Linked DNA regions of Homo sapiens: region 2 is linked to region 1. Evidence: read pairs that join two places in POLR2A ChIA-PET (ENCODE). Cell type or tissue: HCT116. All regions are shown on one strand.

Region 1 (4,000 bases):
CAGGCATGCATCACCACACCTGGCTAATTTTTGTATTTTTAATACTGGGATTACAGGCATGAGCCACCATGCCCAGCCGTAAATGAAATTTTTATAAAGAATTGATAAATTGTTTATCCATAGTGGCTATACCGTTTTGCATTCCCACCAGAAATGTATGAGAATTCTTTTTGTTTGACATTGTCACCAACACTTGGTATGGCTGTTAATTTTAAACATCCTAAATAAGTATATAGTAATATCTCATTGTGGTTTGTTTGTTTTGAGATAGGGTCTTGCTATTTTGCCCAAATTGGCCTTGAACTCCTGGATTCAAGTGATCCTTCTGCTTGGCCTCTTGAGTAGGCTGGGATTACAGGCATATGCCACCATGCCTGTCTTATTGTGGGTTTTTTTTTTTTTTATTTTTGAGACGGAGTCTCACACTGTCGCCCAGGGTGGAGTGCAGTGGCACGATCTTGGCTCACTGCAACCTCTGCCTCCTGAGTTCAAGCGATTCTCCTGCCTCAGCCTCCCGAGTAGCTGGGACTACAGGCATGCCACCACGTCCGGCTAATTTTTTGTATTTTTAGTAGAGACAGGGTTTCACCGTGTTAGCCAGGATGGTCTCAATCTCCTGACCTTGTGATCCACCCGCCTAGGCCTCCCAAAGTGCTGGGATTACTGGTGTGAGCCACCACACCTGGTCTCACTGTGGTTTTAATTTGCATTTCCCTGATGACTAGTGATGTTGAACATCTTTTCACGTGCTTATTTACTTACACCTTCTTCAGTCAAGTGTCTGTTCACATTTTTATCCCATTGTTTTTTGTGGATGTTTGTCTTATCAAATTGTCAGAGTTCTTTATATACAGTATTGTAAATATAAGCTATTTACCAGATAGATGTTTTACAACTTTTTTCTTCCACCTAGTGGCTTGTCTTTTCCCACCTTAATTCTTTTTTTTTTTTTTTGAGACAAGGTCTCGGTTTGTCACTCAGACTGGAATCCAGTGGTGGGAACATGGTTCACTGCAGCCTCGACCTCCCTGACTCAAGTGACCCTCCTGTCACAGCCCCACAAGTAGCTGGGACTACAAGCGGGTACCACCATACCTGGCTAATTTTTGTATTTTTTTTTTTTTTTTTGTAGAGATGGTTTTGCCATGTTGCCCAGGCTGGTCTTAAGCTCCTGAGCTCAAATGATTTATCTGCCTTGGCGCCTCCCAAAGTGCTGGGATGACAGGCATGAGCCACTGCTCCTAGACTGTATCTTTCCAAGAGCCAACATTTTAATTTTAATTTTTTTTTTTTTTTTTTTGAGACGCTCTCACTCAGTCACCCAGGCTGGAGTGCAGTGGCACGATGTTGGCTAAGTGTAATCTCTGCCTCCCGGGTTCAAGGGATTCTGCTGCCTCCAGCCTCCCGAGTAGCTGGGATTACAGGCATGTGCCACCACGCCTTCCTAATTTGTGTTATTTTTAGTAGAGATGGGGTTTCGCCATGTTGGCCAGGCTAGTCTCACTCCTGACCTCAGGTCATCCACCCGTCTCGGCCTCCCAGAGTGCTAGGATTACAGGCATGAGCCTCCTCACCCGGCCAAAATTTTAAGTTTTGATAAATGTTTTTGTCAGTTTTGTCTATTATGGCTCCTGCCTTTTGGAGCTTGTCCTTAAATGTTTGATAGAATTTACCAGTGAAGCCATCTGGGTCTGGAGTTTTCTTTGTGGGAAGGTTTTTAATTCTTTTATTTATTGATTAAAATTTTTTTATCTCTTTTTAAAATTTTCATCAAGTTTCTAACAAAGTTTTAAATACTGAATTGTTTTCCTTGATTGATACAGAGCTATTCAAGTTTCCTGTTTCTATTTGGGACAGTTTTGGTAATTTGTATCTTTTAAGGAATTTGTTCATTTCATTTCATTGGTGAAATCTATTTACATAAGGCTGTTCATATTATTTTCTTATGCTTTTACTCTCTTTAGAGTCTAGTGCTGTGCTCTTACTCATTTCTGATAATGGTAGTTTTTGTCTTCAATTTTCTTTATTAAAAAAAATTTTTTTTTGAGACAGAGTCTCACTCTATAGCCCAAACTGGAGTGCAGTGGCGCATTCTTGGCTCACTGCAACATCCACTTCTAGGGCTCAAGTGATTCTTGTGCCTCAGCATCCCAAGTAGATGGGAGTACAGGTGTGCACTATTAAGCTCAGCTAATTTTTTGTATTTTAGTAGAGACAGGGTTTCACCATGTTGCCCAGGGTGGTCTCGAACTCCTGAGCTCAGGTGATCCGGCCCCCTCAGCCTCCCAAAGTGCTGGGATTATAGACGTGAGCCACCACGTCTGGCCAGTTTTCTTTATTGTAATGTCTGTTTTATATTTAATTGATTTCTGTTGTGTATTTTTTTTTTTTTTTAAATTTTCACTCTTGTTGCCCAGGCTGGAGTGCAATGGTGTGATCTTGGCTCACCGCAACCTCTGCCTCCTGGGTTCAAATGATTCTCCTGCCTCAGCCTCCCAAATAGCTGGGATTACAGGCGCCCACCACCACGCCCAGCTTTTTTTGTATTTTTAGTAGAGATGGGGTCTCACCATGTTGGCCAGGCTGGTCTCGAACTCCTGACCTCATGATCTGCCTGCCTCGGCCTCCTAAAGTGCTGAGATTACAGGCGTGAACCACCGCGCCCGGACTCTCTCTCTTTTTTTAAAATAGATTTCTGCCTCCGTGTGTGTGTGTGTGTGTGTGTGTGTGTGTGTGTGTGTGTGCGTGTGCCCAGCCTTGTTCTTTAGTTTTTATATATGTATATGTTTTTTCTCCCTTTTTAAATGGATTTCTGTCTCTGTCTGTCTCTGTGTCTGTGTGTGTGTGTGTGTGTGTGTGTGTTTGTGTGTGTGTATGTGTTAGAAGTCTCACTGTCACGCAGAGTGAGACTCTCTGGATTTAATGTCCAAATATTGGATGTTTTTTGTAAATATCTGGGTTTTTTTTTTGAGACAGGTTCTTTCTCTGTTGCCCAGGCTGGAGTTTAGTGGCACAATCACGGCTCACTGCAGCCTTGACCTCCTGGGCTCAGGTAATCCTCCTACCTCAGCCTCCCAACTAGCTAGGACTACAAGATGCTGCAGGTTTTGCCATGTTGCCCAGGCTAGTCTTGGACTCCCGGGCTGAAGGGATCTGACCACCTTGGCCTCCCAAAGTGCTGGGATTACAGGTGTGAAGTACTATAGCAGACGAAACATCTTATTGTTCTCAATGTTTTTATTTGATTCTGTTATCAGAGAACACATTCTTTGTCATTTTAGTCTTCTAAAATTTACTGTCTCATGTTTTATGGCCTACCTTATGATCTTTCTTGGTGATTGTACCTGTACACCTGGAAAGAATGTCTAGTTGTTTTTTCAGTTGAATAGTATGAGTTTATTAGCAAGGGATTGGTAGTAACCTAAATGCTCATCCATCCAAGTGAGCAGGTAAAATCAATGATGGCATTTATGTGCAGTGGAATACTATGTAGTGTTAAAAATATTGAGTGTATTGGTTGAATAATCTATGGCATATCCACATAATGAATTATTATGCAAATAAAAGGATTAAAAATAGGGAGGGTTTTTGTGTGTGTGTGTGACAGAGTCTCACTGTGTCACCCAGGCTGGGGTACAGGGGCATGATTGTAGCCTACTGCAGCCTCAACCTCCCCAGCTCAAGTGACTCTCCTGCCTTAGGCTCCAGTGTAGCTGGGACTACAGGCATGCACCTCTATGCCTGGCTCATTTTTAAAAACTTTTTCTAGAGATGGAGTCTCACTGTGTTTCCCAGACTAGTCTTGAACTCCAGGCCTCAAACAGTCCTCCCACTTTGGCCTCCCAAAGTATTCAAGTATTAGGCTTATAGACGTGAGCCACCCTGCTAGTCCAGAAAATTTTTACTATACCTTTATAGGAGATAATTTTTAAGATACATTGTTGCAGCTGGGTGTATGGTGGCTCAGGCCTGTAATCCCACCACTTTGTGAGGTGAAGGT
Region 2 (4,000 bases), 230 kb before region 1:
AGCTCAGATTTCGAGTCTCGCCCGCCCCAGCCTGACCCCTGCCACCCATCACTGTTGGTTGTCACCTTGGACCCCGGACAGCTTGCCCATTCAACACCAAGCCTGTGGTTTGGGGGCTTCACTGCAGCCTCTGTGTGTTAAAGGGATGCCCCAATACCTTTTAGGAAACAAATACCCAGAGTGGGAGAGAGGTCAGTGGACAGGCCGAGGGCCTTCTCCTAAGCATTGTCCAGGGTCATTTACTCCTTGCTGTCAGACAGGCCAGTGCCTCAGATTCCCATCACAGGCCTTGGAGAAATGTTCAAAGTGACTGTGGTAGGTAACTGGTCAGTCTTACCCAGTGCTTCTCAAATTTCCCGGGAATCCTTGTTAACCATGAAAATTCCAGGGCCACCTCCCACCTCCCGGATGTACTGGAAAAGAAAACCTAGGGGTGGGCCCCGTCCATTTATTTTTAAATTTTATTTTTTTGAGACAGAGTCTCGCTCTGTTGACCAGGCTGGAGTGCAGTGGCACCATCTCGGCTCACTGCAACCTCTGCCTCCTGGATTCAAGTGATTCTCCTGCCTCAGCCTCCCAAGTGGCTGGGATTACAGGCACGTACCACCACGCCGAGCTAATTTTTGTATTTTTAGTAGAGACGGGGTTTTACCATGTTAGCCAGGTCTCGAACTCCTGACCTCAAGTGATGCACCCACCTCAGCCTCCCAAAGTGCTAGGATTACAGGTGTGAGCCACTTCGCCTGGCCAGTAGCGCCTTTGGCCAGATATAATAGCAGAACCAGCTGACACTTCCCTCCCCTGGCCCAGGAAGTGGCTGGCTGAGGAGCCTCTGAGTTTCAGGCCCCTCCTCCATGTGAACTTTTGCTCTATACAGAGCCATGAAAAAGTGTGCTCGGGTCAGCTTGACTGTTCTCCCTTCTAGAATGAATCCTGGAGAAAACAAGGTCGTTCGACGATTTCGACACGTCGCATCCCTGAGAGTCTCTCGTGTCCTGATCAACTCGAGAACTGGAGGCGGTGACATTTTAGATGCTGCAGTGAAAGCCACAGAGCCACGGAAGGCCGAGACTCCACCATGTTTGTGATCTTCACATTCAGCAAACTCACTCGCACTCTGCCTCATCTTATCTCTAGAATGTATTTTACCACACTGTGTCCCTTCTTTAGTGGGAATGTCTTTGGCCAAAAATAATGAATAGTTCTGACCTGACTTGCTAATACCCAGTGATAAAAGGATGGAATTTGTTGGGAATAAAAGAAAACTAAGCTTACAAACGAGGGCCCTGATGCTCCGTTCCGAGCTTGGTCATCTAATTTCCAGCCACAATGTGGTCGAGATGACATTTGGAGAGGCCCCAGGTGGACATCAATACACTGTCAACCTCCATACTCAACTCTAAGCTGTCCCTGGGAATTTCAGCCATTCCTAACCTCCAGAGGGCGCCCGCTATGCCCTTACTCCCCTAAACCAAGGTTCCAGGCAGAAACACACTGCTGGTCTCTTACCGGGCCATTTCCTTGGTCTCCTGCCGTGCGGTCGCCATCTTAATTATGTCCCTCAGAAGGGGCATCCCCCCTTCTTTGATCAGCAGAGGGCAGTACTTGTCCGCTGTGGGATAGGAGCAGACAGCAGAGGATCAGGATGGGTCTTCTTATCAGCCCGAGGCCCAGAAACCCACCCTGTCTGTGAGGACTATCCTGGTGTCGGGGGTGTGAAGGCACAGCCCTTGGTGGGGGCAGTGCTAGAAATGGGGGCAAGACGTGGGCCCAGCCCCATGGGTGGGAGTTCTGCGTCCATGTAGGGGAGGCAAGAGGTGACTCCTTGGTTTGAAGTTGCTGCATTTATTTCCAGAGCTCATTCTTTTTTTTAAAAAAAAATTATATATATATATATATAAAATATATAATCTTAAAATATATATATATATGGCCGGGCACGGTGGCTCACGCCTGTAATCCCAGCACTTTGGGAGGCCGAGACGGGCGGATCACGAGGTCAGGAGATCGAGACCATCCTGGCTAACACGGTGAAACCCCGTCTCTACTAAAAATACAAAAATTAGCCAGGCATGGTGGCGGGCGCCTGTAGTCCCAGCTACACGGGAGGCTGAGGCAGGAGAATGGCGTGAACCCGGGAGGCGGAGCTTGCAGTGAGTCGAGATCGCGCCACTGCACTCCAGCCTGGGCGACAGAGCAAAACTCCGTCTCAAAAAAAAAAAAAAAAAATATATATATATATATATAAAATCTTAAAAAAAATATATATATATATATAATAGATATAATTTTTTTTTTGAGACAGAGTCTCACTCTGTCACCCAGGCTGGAGTGCAGTGGCACGATCTGAGCTCACTGCAACCTCTGCCTCCTGGGTTCAAACGATTATTTTGTCTCAGCCTCCCTAGTAGCTGGGACTACAGGCACGTGCCATCAAGCCCAGCTAATTTTTGTATTTTTAGTAGAGACGGGGTTTCACTATGTTGGCCAGGGTGGTCTCAAACTCTTGGCCTCAAATGATCTGCCCGTCTCAGCCTCCCAATGTGCTAGGATTACAGGCATGAGCCACTGCACCCGGACTAATTTTTTTTTTTTTAAGTAGAGACAGGGTTGCGCTGTGTTGCCTGTGCTGGTCTCAACCTCTTGGGCTCAAACAATCCTCCCACCTCAGCCTCCCTAAGTGCTGGGATTACAGGTGTGAGCCACTATGCCTGGCCTCCAGCGCTCATTCTATGGAAGATGTCACCCAAACCAGTGAAACCAGTGGCTCCTAAAGATGGTGATCCTTTGAGGAATTTCTGTAAAAATATAGATTTCTAAGCCCTGTCTCTGGATATTCTTTTTCAACAAATCCAAGGACTAAGATTTATCTGTATTTTTACCAGGTGATTCTGGTGACCTGCCAGGTTGGAACCAGCTGATGGTATGTGTTTTTTTTTTTTTTCATGCAGACAGCATGGAGACTTTTATTTTACTTCTGGAGATGGGGGTCTCACTATGTTGCTCAGGCCGGAGTGCAATGGCTATTCACAGGCATGATCATAGGTCATTGCAGCTGGAAACTCCAGACCTCAGGCAATTCTCCTGTCTCGGCCTCCTGAATAGCTGGTGTGCACCACTGAGCCCAGCAGGCATGGAGATTTTGGACTGTTCCTGCACATGGAAGCGGGAAGCATTAAGAAAGCTGTCTAGGAACTCTGCACAGGTATTTCGCCTGCCAGGCCTGCTTCTGGTGATGAGGCAGGAGTGAGCCCTTAAGCTGGGTGTCCCACAAACGCTGGAAAGTGGAGGGTTCTGCTCTGAGGCACAAAAGCTGACAGCAGCAATTAATGCCCCCCTCCTGGACTACAAACTCCCTGAGGGCACATCTGCTTTCAGCTGGATGAGTGTCTGAACCCAGGACAAGTTGGCACTCACGGTAGACAGACACGAGGTTATACAGGGCCCAGGTTGCCCAGTGCTGGCTGACAGGAGAGATTCCCTGGGGAAGGAGGCGGAGAATTGGTTCAAATGACCTGCAGGAAAAGAAATCAAGGTCACTGTGGATGCTGAGGGTGGGGAGTGTGTCTTTTCTTGTCTGAGGTTTCCTCCCACTGGAGAATCCTAGTGACCAACCATGATAGGCTGGCAGGATGCCAGGGAGAAGGGACAGCTGGCCCTGCATCCCACTGGCAGGCTGCACAACAAGGTTCCCTTGGAGAGGATAAAGGCACAAGCACATGAGGGAGGCACAAGGGACCCAGATTAGGAGGAGCAGAAAGCTGGAGACCTCAGCAAGGAGCAGAGACCCAGCCTGTGGGGAAGAGGGGAGAGGCACCCTGGGAACAGAAGCACGTGTGACCTGGTTTTTTTTTTTTTTTTTTTTTTTTTTTTTTTTGTGAGACGGAGTTTCGCTCTGTTGCCCAGGCTGGGGTGCACTGGTGCAATCTCCACTCACTGCAACCTCTGCCTCCTGGGTTCAAGCGATTCTCCTGCCTCAGCCTCCTGAGTAACTGAGACT

The links. ChIA-PET counts read pairs that join two places held together with the same protein. Peaks named below come from ENCODE experiments on the same cell type or tissue, not always from the same donor. Only the 100,000 strongest peaks of a DNase experiment are listed, where the experiment ranks them.
Region 2: POLR2A ChIA-PET joins it to region 1 with 5 read pairs; 4 of 35 experiments call an interaction of 5 or more read pairs at or near these places.

Annotation. Positions count from the first base shown.
Region 1 is chr9:128,963,426-128,967,425 of GRCh38, forward strand. The region is part of intron 8 of NUP188 (nucleoporin 188); the gene reads left to right. Among named protein-coding and RNA genes, the nearest start is that of NUP188, 18 kb to the left of the region's middle. In HCT116, no CTCF peak of the experiment used is centred here; no DNase peak of the experiment used is centred here.
Region 2 is chr9:128,731,917-128,735,916 of GRCh38, forward strand. ZER1 (zyg-11 related cell cycle regulator) reads right to left here. Exons shown (of 16, transcript NM_006336.4): 14 at 3,418-3,515; 15 at 1,510-1,612. It overlaps ZDHHC12-DT (ZDHHC12 divergent transcript), which reads left to right. Exons shown (of 2, transcript NR_046240.1): 2 at 926-1,327. Among named protein-coding and RNA genes, the nearest start is that of ZDHHC12-DT, 9.5 kb to the left of the region's middle. RefSeq lists enhancers at 277-777, 778-1,278. In HCT116, CTCF peaks have their summits at 1,487 (motif pointing right) and 1,692; a DNase peak (open chromatin) is centred at 1,505; H3K27ac peaks cover 298 bases.